Linked DNA regions of Homo sapiens: region 2 is linked to region 1. The links are chromatin loops, found by intact Hi-C in ENCODE. Cell type or tissue: ascending aorta. All regions are shown on one strand. Links, peaks and the distances in the headings refer to the core of each region. The heading gives the core; the rest is flanking DNA.

Evidence for each region. A loop is a pair of places that touch in the nucleus more often than their neighbours do. Peaks named below come from ENCODE experiments on the same cell type or tissue, not always from the same donor. Only the 100,000 strongest peaks of a DNase experiment are listed, where the experiment ranks them.
Region 2: a loop joins it to region 1, with 4 times the contacts of the local background. A loop is called at or near these places in 2 of 110 quality-filtered maps.

Annotation. Positions count from the first base shown.
Region 1 is chr2:25,875,740-25,881,110 of GRCh38, reverse strand. It overlaps ASXL2 (ASXL transcriptional regulator 2), which reads left to right and starts at 2,624. Exons shown (of 13, transcript NM_018263.6): 1 at 2,624-2,945. The coding sequence starts at 2,889. RefSeq lists a silencer at 2,445-2,604 and an enhancer at 3,515-3,564. In ascending aorta, for the core only: no CTCF peak of the experiment used is centred there; DNase peaks (open chromatin) are centred at 2,540, 3,290 and 3,574; H3K4me3 peaks cover 2,758 bases; H3K27ac peaks cover 1,767 bases.
Region 2 is chr2:26,766,749-26,772,119 of GRCh38, reverse strand. The region is part of intron 1 of SLC35F6 (solute carrier family 35 member F6); the gene reads right to left. Among named protein-coding and RNA genes, the nearest start is that of SLC35F6, 5.2 kb to the right of the region's middle. In ascending aorta, for the core only: no CTCF peak of the experiment used is centred there; DNase peaks (open chromatin) are centred at 649 and 2,879; H3K27ac peaks cover 4,572 bases.

The sequences.
Region 1 (5,371 bases), core at 264-5,263:
GATATTTATGGGCAAGAAAGAGAGGAAAAATAATTTGATATGGTAGGGTGGTAGGGTAAAGAGACTTCCTTAAGCTGGAAGTGTCTTGAATATGCTTGTAGAAGGAGGGGGAGGGGTATCAGAACTAGAAAATAATGAAAAAAGTGGAGTAACATTCCAAGGCAGATGAGAAGGGATAGTGTCCTGTATACGGTATATTAGAGGAGGGATTAGGCTATGCTAAGGAGGAGGAGGCAGTTAGAATGCGCGGACTTATGGGTAAATTTAGGGGTTGAAGACAAGGTGAGACTGCAACTGGGGGGCCAATAATTTTTACATGATATATGAAGCAATGTCATTAGTTAAATGAAGAGGCGAAAGTAGAGGTGGGGTCTTCAGGGGAGTGGCAAATGCTGATGGAAGTAACCAGAGATACATCAAAGGATGACTAAGTTGATTATAGAAACTGTATCTGTAAAGCTAAGAAACTGTGACTCAATCAAGAGGATATCTTAGGGAGGATATCTTAGTAGGGTAGTGGGTGGAGTTTTAAGAAGATAGATTTGGCATTCCCTGTAGGATGGGCTTGAGTAGGGTGAGAAAAGAAACAGACTATCTAAGGAAATCCAGAAGGAGGGTGGGGATGATGAGAGAGATGCAAATACACATAACAAATTCAATCAATAGACATGGGGACAAAATACTTTTTGGGGAATTATACTTTTATAATAATAATAAACTATCTGTATCTGTGGAAGATTAAGAAGTAGGAACCACAACATCACAATCCCTACCCTTGAAATTCAAACCTGGGGATAGAGCTCCAGAAATGCAAAGTAAGGACCCTAGTAAGGTCTGAAAACCAGTTGGGGCTCCAGGACCAAACAACAGGACTGGATGATAAGCTGTACTCAGCTCAACAGCCAGGGATGGAGAAGACCTTTTTTTCTCTTCTCTCTTTCTCTTTCTTTCTCTCTGTCTCTCTTTCTTTTTTGAGACAGAGTCTTGCTCTGTTGCCCAGGCTGGAGTGTAATGGCGCGATCTCTGGGCTCACTGCAACCTCTGCCTCCCAGGTTCAAGCGATTCTCCTGCCTCAGCCTCCCAAGTAGCTGGGATTACAGGCGCATGCCACCAGGCCCAGCTAATTTTTGTATTTTTAGTAGAGATGGGGTTTCTCCATGTTGGCCAGGCTTGTCTTGAACTCTTGGCCTCAAGTGATCTGACCACCTCAGCCTCCCAAAATGCTGGGATTACAGGCGTGAGCCACCGCACCTGGCGAGAAGGCCTTCTTAGACTACAGACATAAGCTTTGGAGGGAGGTGGTACATACTACCTGTGTAATGCATAAGGCTATGAATTACCAAAGACATTTGGGAAAATATATCCATATCAATTGCTGAAATAGGCTGTTTGATCCATGACTGAACGGAAATATAAGGAAGTATCTAGATACTTCTAGATGGCCTCTCAAACTCCCTTTAATATCTTTTTCTCTTTTTTTTTTGCACAACAGATCCTTTTTGAAAAATGGAGGAAAAGTTATGAATCCTCTTAAAAAATTCACATATAACACACAAAATATAGTTCATAATTTTAGGGAGTCCATGAATTTCTGAAACGCATCCATAAACTTTAAGTATTGCTCTCACCTGTCTTTCCTCCCAAGAGGCAATCCAATCCTCAGTCCTATTTCACACTATAGTAAGTTTACTGGATTGTTTGGAAGCAGCTTCTGGAAGCAGGTGGATTTGGGAGATCAGCAGTTGTTACTACATTCTTCTTACTTTGCAAGGTATCAAGGTGTAGATGATGTAAGAGAAGATGCCACATTCTGGATCTTTCAGAAAGCTGTTACGGATACTACAAATAATGGTCTCTGACCACAGAAATAGGTGAATCATTCAGCAAATATTTACTGGGCGCCTGATATGTACAGGCACTATGCTAGGGACTGAGCTCACCGAAATAAAGAAGACACCATTTCTGTCATTGATGAGTAGCTTCACATGTAAAAGCATGGATGCAGTTACTGGTGGCCTTAAAAACAAAGTCACCTAAGTTTGAGGCATTCTGGGGAGATGGAAAGGGCTCTGAGCTGGCAATTTGATTTTTGGTTTCTCTACATCCCAGACTTATGAGCTTGGCAAGTCACTCAATCTCAGTTGCTTCGCCTATCGAATGGGGTTAATAGGCAGACGAGAATTGTTGCCTATCTTCAAAAAGATAACCTCTGTAAAAATGCAAATAAATGAGAAAACACAAACGCAGGGCTGATCTAAAGTGATAGTTGGCAGAGCCACCCACTGAGGGAAGAGTTCAGCTCCCCAGGTCTACACAGCCTGTGCAGCGCCTCGCAAGAGGCGGGATCCGCTCAGTAAGCTTTCCCGGATGGCACAGGTTCCGCTTCCGCAGGCAGATATTCGCTGTAGGTGTGAGCGCCAGGCGTCAGACTACAGCTACTGCCGGGGCCTCCTTGGCGCGCATGCTCCTGCGGAGAGGCGGAGACCGGAAGGGCGGGGGCGTGGCGAGGTACCGCAGACCGCCGGCTCGATAGCTCAGCGGCCGGGCTTGGGAGGCGGGGGCGCGCCCGCGCTCGTTCGCGCGGCCGGCTGCGTACAGTAGTGACGGCCGCGCGGGAGCGGTCACATGACCGTAGCGGCAGCCTGTACAGTAAGAACCCAATATGGCAGCGGCGGTAGCAGTGGCAACGGCAGCAAGAGGACCGGCCGCCCCATAGACCCCCCCGCGCACCACCCCCGCCGCTTCCTCTGCTTGGGTGCCCCCCCGGTCTGACTTCCCTTTTCTCCCACCTTTCCCGGCACCGCGGGAAAAGCAGCGCAGGGCAGAGCAGGCAGGGAGGGCGGCCGGAGCCCGGACACGGGAGCCTCCCAGTCAGTTCAAGACCCGACATGAGGGAAAAGGGACGTAGGAAGAAGGGCAGGACCTGGGCGGAGGCCGCCAAGACGGTAAGGGGGAGGGAGCGAAGGGGAAGGCCGGGAGGATTTTGTTCCCTTGTCGCCCGCCAGTCGCAGGGAAAGGGAGGTCACTGGCCCAGGGACCCGGCTGAAGGGGCACAAAACCGCGCGGAGAGGGCGGCGGTTAGTGTCGGGGTTGCGATCCCTGTGGGAATGGAGGCGCCCGGCGGAACGTGATAGCCGCGGGGCCGTGGCGTCCCTCGGCGTCTGCGGCGAGTCCTCTCAGTGTTTTGAGGCTGTCTTTTGGGGTCGAGCCGATATCACCTCCGCTCTGTGGTAGCCCTCGCCCCGGCACGGGGAAGTCTGTGGTGCTTGCACGGTAACCGGTTCTTCTCCCTTGTGCGGCTGGAGAGCCCCCATTGGATGCAGATAGGAGAAGGCTTGTGCGTGCATCCAGCCCCGGAAAGGAGAGGGGAGCGCTGGAGCTGGATAGAATTTACCCGTTACAGCGGACGTGCCTGTGACCCCGGGCCCCCTGTTTGTCTGGCTCCCGGAGCAGACGAGAGATCACGAGGCTTTTGTTTTTGTTTGGTGTTGGAGCCGAAAGTGCAGGAGGTGTTTAGAAACGAAGTAACAGGTGGGACTTGTAGAATTTTTTTTTTTCCTGTTTCCGTAGAGACCTACTCTGAACAAGGCAGCAATGCATGGTGGGACGTGTAGTTTACCCGGCCTTCACGTTACCCTAGCCAAAGGGATGGTGCCCTAATGAAGTTGTAATTAGTGGGCAAAACAATTTTCCCCCTAATTGTGTTATGACGAAATTTAGAGGTAGATTTTAAAAAGTGGAATATTGAGGATTAGTGAGAACTTTTACCATATTTTAAGAAGAAAAAATTAAAAGCATGTTGTATGCAGAAATGAAATGGCAGGAGATAGTGAAGTTCATACATCGTTGAGGGTGCAGCAGAAAAGTAATAGGGCATTAAACGGCAGCATTTTAATAGTGGAAAGTGAGAGGTGTTCACCCCTTTAATGGTGATTAATGCCGGTAATACTTCGACAACGTAGCCCTTCTTAGTGAACCCTTATTAGATGCCATATGGTTTATTTTTTAATGAGTTTTTTAAATATAAAAGTAATGTTCACTGTGGGGAAATTTGGAAAATTATAAAAAAGTATAAAGAAGAACATTTAAAAAAAATCACATTTATTTCACCGCTCGGCTGTATCTGCTAACATTTGGTATATTACCGTCTAGTCTCTTTATTTCCCCAAATCTAGGTCATACTGTTTATTCAGTCTTGTGCATTTGTTTCTAAACTTTGTGCATTTGTTTTGTAAACTTTATGCATTAGGAGGTTGATGAGTTTTCAATTTGTATCTCTCTTAGTTGGAAATGTAAAAAAGTTAAGAAATAATAGCACATTTTACTTACTGGGTGTTTTCACTTACAATATGTCTTTGTATATCTTCCTGTGCTAGTAGTTTCCCTCTAAAAGATAAGACTCCTATACTTTTTTTTGAAGGTGTAGAGGTTGCATCCCCACAGAGGGCTGTTTTACTCTCAGTATACCTCAAGACCTCTTTCTGTTAATAAAAGAAGCATGATAAATTTTAATTATAGGTAAGCAGACCTGGACCCTAATTTATGCTAATTAATTTTAAGTTCCTAGGGTCTTTAAAATTGTTTTTTTAATTAAAAATATTTTGTAGAGACAGGGTCTTTCTATGTTGCCCAGGCTAGGCTAGTCTTGAACTCCTGGGCTGAAGCAGTCCTCCTGCCGTTGGCCTCTCAAAGCACTAATATTACACAAGTTTCTAGAATCTTAGGAGTGTTTTTTGAATTATGATCCCTTTGATAAAATAGTCATTGGGAGATTGCGACAAATAGGAAAAATTAGTCTGCATCTACTTAGCTTTTCCTATGTTAGTATATTTGCTCATTTCATGCCCTAGCTAGCTATGTGAAAAATAGTATTTAAAAGATGGAAAGACTACTTTGATCAGTAGAGTTCCTGAGGGTACCAGTATATTAGTAGCTTGGTATTTTTCTTTGATTCTGGCAAATACATGAAGCCCCAGTCTCAGTGAAAATGTGTTTTAGAAAGAGAATGATGACACTAAAGTTTTTCTAGTAGCCAAAATCTAGAAAACACTCTTAATTTTGGGGGGTTATTTTATTACCTATAAGTGAGGGGATTAAACTAAATCTCGGTGTTCAAAATATTTCTGTTTTTGGGATAAATAGATGAAAATAAAAGAAGGACCGGGCAAAGGTACATTTGTAATATTTCAGACTGTAGAATAATGAAATCAGAAAATTAGTGAGTTGACAAATGAAAGTAACTTTGACCTAAATAAGAATGTTAGTATTTAGATCCAGAGGAATAGGAAAAGAAGTTTTAAGGCTTAAACTTATTTCTTAGGCATTAGGATGTCAAGTGTTCGAGGAACAGTTTCATCAAGGAAGCAGGTGT
Region 2 (5,371 bases), core at 63-5,062, 890 kb before region 1:
AACCTATTCCATAGTGAGAGACCCCACCAGCTCCTGGAGATGTGGAGAAAGAGGGGTAGTTAAGATTCCTTGTGGTTCTTGGGAATGGCAGGGGCAAAGGAGAGTTGAAGGGAGAAGTTCGGACAGAACTGTTTAGAAGGCAGAGAGAAACCTGGAGCCTGGCATGGCTTGGGGACCAGGCTGTAACCAGTACCAGTGGGGCAAAGAAAGCGCCTGCTATGGAACAGGGAGTCTGGGAGCTGGGGAAGCCTCCACCCCAGGTCAGGAAACACCTGACCTCATGGGCTGGAGTCTCACTTCTTTCTCTTTTTTTTTTTAGAGAGAGGGTCTCACTATGTTGCCATGGCTGGTCTTGAACTCCTGGGCTCAAGCAATCCTCCCGCCTCAGCCTCCTGAGTTGCTGAGATTATAGGCATGAGCCACTGCACCCATGGTGCCTAATTTCTGCCTGATATGCTGTTGGCTCTTGGATCCCTGGCCAGGACAGGACATGGAACATGGGTAAGGGCCACAGACCCAGCAGGGCTGCTCTCGAACCCAGTCTTGCTTTTGCAGAAAGAGCCCCCTGAGAAGGCCTGCATGAGGCAACTGAGTGAAACAGAGGCAAAGCAAGGAAGAGAGAAGAGGTCAAGCCTTACCAAGGGCACAGAGCCAACTGCCCAGAGCAAGTGAAGTCAGAGAGATGGGAATCCCCAGGCCAGGAGCCAAGTTTCCTCTAGGAGGGACAAGGGAGCTATTGCCAGGCCATGAAGGTTGATCAGAAGCTTCAGGCAAGGATTATTATTTATTTTATTATTATTTTTGTCTGTAGGGGGCAGGTATGGAAGCTGAGGCCACATTTCCATGAGTCCTACTTCCCACCTGAGTCTGAGGGCCCCCTGCTGGTAGAACAAGTTGGTCCATAGGGGAAACCCCTCGGGGCCTGTCCTTCCCCAAGGCTGGGGCGCTTCTTGGGGAGCTGACTGTAGGGCTGGTGCTGAGCTCCCCACCTCCCACAGGGGTTGTCTTCGCTTTCTCCACGGGTAGGTCTGCCTAGACAGGCCTGGCTGGCAGCGCTCCCGGCTGGGGAAATGGTATCTCTTTGTATCTGAGGGCCTGGGGCAGGCTGACAGCCCAAGGGATTGGGTGTCAGCAGCATGGGCTGCCTTGCCCAGCCTGAGATGCTCAGGCCTGCAGGTACCTTGGGGCAGAAAGCCAGGCTTCTCATCCTGGATTGGAGACAGGTTTCGACTCCTGGCGCAGAATCAGAAAAGACCCCAGCCTCACAGGCTAGAACAAAAATCCAGCCCCAGTTTGCCTGGGGATGACAGCAGTGACCCCTAAGGTGGGCAGCACTTTGCTGTCAGTTCTTCACAACGTTTGTTGTTTGTTGTCTTTTGTTTTTGTTCTTGTTTTTTTTTTTGAAACGGAGCCTCCCTCTGTCACCCAGGCTGGAGTGTAGCAGCGCGATCTTGGCTCACTGCAACCTCTGCTTTCCAGGTTCAAGTGATTCTCCTGCCTTAACCTCCCAAGTAGCTGGGATTACGGGCACCCACCACCATGCCCAGCTAATTTTTATATTTTTTGTAGAGACGGAGTTTCACCATGTTGGCCAGGATGGTCTCGAACTCCTGACCTCAAGTGATCCACCCGTATCAATCTCCCAAAGTGATCGGATTACAGGTATAAGCCTCTGCGTCCGGCCAACAACGTTTGTTTTTTTGTTTTGTTTTTCAGACAGGGTATTACTCTGTCACTGAGGCTGGAGTGCAGTGGCACAATCACGGCTCACTACAGCCTCAGCCTCCCAAGGCTCATATGATCCTCTCACCTCAGCCTCCTGAGTAGCTGGGACTACAGGCATGGGCCACCATGCCCGGCTAATTTTTGTATTTTTTGCAAAGATGCAGCCTTGTTTATGCTGCCCAGGCTAGTCTCGAACTCCTGGCCTCAAGAGATTGACCTGCCTCAGCCTCCCGAAGTGCTGGGATTACAGGTGTGAGCCACTGCACCCAGCCCATGTTTCCTTAAATGCACAATTCATAGGACACTTCATGGGGACTGTCCCGTTAAGCCTTACAACAAGGATCCTCATTTTAGATGGGGACTCTGAGGCTTAAGGCAGATCCAGGGTTAAACCTTGCTTGAATTTATACTCAGAAAAGGCAGAATACAGAGAAAACCCAGAGTTTTGAGTCCCACAGGCTGGACAAGTTACAGGGTAATCATACCAACACTGACAAACTGTCAGAAGCAATACATGATATAAGGATATATACATGACCTGGCACATGGCAGGTATTCAGCAAAACTCATTTTCTGCCCCTTCTCCTTTCCCTTCACTGAGCAGAAGCCATCTCCCCCTTGGGTTCAGCGTGGCCCCAGCTCCCCTTCAGCCTGAAAGCTACTGGAAAAACGTCTGGAACCTGTCCTGCTGGCTGAGGCAGAGGTGGCTGGAGGGACCTCAGGCTATTGTCCCTGCAGTTCACAGAGCCAAAATGCTGAAACAGAAGAAACTCAGCCATCAGCTGAACTCCTTATTTGACAGACAGGAACCCAGGGGCCAGAGAGGGCTCGAGGGGCTCACGGCTCCTCAGATGTTGAAACAGGGCCAGTACACTGGAAGCTCAGCAGGCAGTCATGCGCCCCCTCCCTGATGCTCTGAAGCTCTCCTCTGAGTTCTTGCTCCCCTAGCTGGTGGGAGGAGAGGGGCAGCCCAGTAGGTGGGCCTGTCTTCTCCACAGACACTGTATTCTAGGGGAGATGACCTCCAGGGCAGGAGGCCCGAAGGGTCCTAGCGGGGACAAGCTGAGGCCGCTCCTTTTGGCGGGCAGGCTGGGGAGTAGGCTCTCCGTGCTGGGTGGTGAGTCACTCCCTAGCATGGCCAGGCCCAAACTCAAAGCTCAGCATTCTGGGAGGTGTGCACGTCCACGTGAACGGGGGTGGCGAAAACAGACTGAGGAAGTGGCGATGGGGCTGGCTTGGGCAGATTAGCTGTGGCCATTCCCACAGAATCTCTGCCACTTCCTCTTGTGTCCCCAGCTTGTCAAGCCCAGTGAGTCCCCTTCTTTCTCCTGCCTGGGACCTACAGAAGGGCCAAGGCTTCTCCACTCTCTGGGGTGCCACAGCAGGTGGCCCTGGCTCCTGAGGTGACAATGGTGAGCCCTCTCATCTCCATGGAATGGAAAACTTTCCTTAAGCTGGGTGTGGTGGTGCATGCCTGTAATCCCAACACTTTGGGAGGCTGAGGCAGGTGGATTGCTTGAGCCCAGGAGTTTGAGACCAGCCTAGGAAACATGGCAAGACGCTGTCTCTACAAAAAATACAAAAATTAGGTGGGCACGGTGGCGGGTGTCTGTGGTCCCATCTACTTGGGAGGCTGAGGTGGGAGGATGGCTCAAGGTTGCAGTGAGCCTAGATGGCACCATTGCACTCCAGCCTGGGCAACAGAGAGAGACCGTGTCTTAAAAAAAAAAAAAAAAAAGGCTGGGCACAGTGGCTCATGCCTGTAATCCCAGCACTTTGGGAGGCCGAGATGGGCGAGGTCAGGAGATCGAGACCATCCTGGCTAACACAATGAAACCCTGTCTCTACTAAAAAAATACAAAAAAATTATCCGGGCATGGTGGCAGGCACCTGTAGTCCCAGTTACTCAGGAGGCTGAGGCATGAGAATGCGTTCACCCGGGAGGCGGAGCTTGCAGTGAGCTGAGATCACACCACTGCACTCCAGCCTGGATGACAGAGCCAGACTCCGTCTCAAAAAAAAAAAAAAAAGGAAACCTTCCTCAGTAGATCTTCAGTGTCCAGGAAGAAGGTACGGCAGGGATCACCAAGTCCATTTTACAGATGAGAAAACTGAGGCTCACAGAGGTCCAGTGGCTCATCTATTCCTCAGGTCCCAAGCCTCATGAACTTCCCACTCTACTACACTGTCCTCCTGAGTTAAGGCTTCCACAAGCTGGCCCAACAACCCCTTTGAAGCAATTATCCCATGCCAGTTCATGGAACCCAAGGGTGGTGGGGCAGCTGCCAAGGGCAAACATTGGAGCTGGCACAGAAAGGACACAGAAGAAGAGCAAACACCTCTTCTCTAGTAGAGGCCTAGTGGTTTCCAGGCTTCCTGCCACCTTCTTGGCAGGGTCCCTGGCCTGGGCATGAAAGGAAGTCAGGCTCATATCCCTGCCTGGCTGGGAGGGCCCTACAGCCTGCAGAACTTAGGAGGGGAGCTGAGCCTTACTTAGTGAGCATCTACTTGACCCTGGCTCTATTAATTAATTATTTATTATTATTATTTGTAGAGAACGAGGTCTCCCTATGTTGTCCAGGCTGATCTTGAACTCCTGGGCTCAAATGATCATCCCACCTCAGCCTCCAGTCTGGGATTACAAGCTGGAGCCACAGTGCCCAGCTGACCCCGGCTCTTCATATGTAGAACCTCAGTTGGATTCAGGAGACTGGGGTTCTGAAATGAGTACCTGTGGATGGGGCACTGGCTCACGTAGACAGAAATGGCTTGGCCTAAAGAAGATGATCGACAGAAGGTGCTAGTGAGGAGGTTTTGAGAAAACAGCCAGGGAAAGAAGAAGCCACTTCACAGGGAGGGGCCCCCTGCCAGGACCCAGGGATGGGGCCGCAGAGAGGAAAGCTGACCTGCCGCCCCAGCACAGCAGGCAGCACGTGCTCAGATGTGCTTCCTCATCCACTGCCTTTCATCCTCCCAAGAACCTGGGAAGGGAAACATCACTCTTGTCACAGGCCAAGAAACTGCCAGAGACAACCACAGGCTGTCAGTCTGAACCTTGAGTGGCCTGGACTCCAGCGGGAGGACCCTGTCAGCAGTGTCTCTGGGCTGGCTGAGAGGCTGGCAGCCCAGTCCTGGAGAGAGGCACATCAAAGGCTGGGAGCGCAGATGCCACTTACAGGTTTACAACTTCCACAAGCACAGGCTTCTCTGTCCTGGCCTGGGGAGCTGTGAGAGGAAACTCCCAGGAAGGAGGGACTCTGGGGTATCACAGTCATAAAAGAACAGGACTTAAAGTCCTGAGGCCTGGGTTCCAGCCTTCATTCAGACACCAAACAGTTGAATCACAGAAAGAAACTTCTCCTGAGGCCTCCTTTGTAAATTGTGGGGATTAGACTGGATGATTTCTATGCTTTTAACAACTCTAAATGACCCCAAAATGACTGGAGAAGTCCCCAGCCACACCCTCCAGTGGTGGTTAAGAGCATGGATGCTAGAGCCAGACCATGCTGGCTCAACTATAAACTCTGCCACTTAGTAGCTAAGTTGAACTTGGGCAAGGAATTTAATCATTTCCTACCTCAGTTTCCTTATACAGGAATATCAGCCCCTGTCTTTGCCTGATAGGGTGGTTATGAGAATTCCCTGA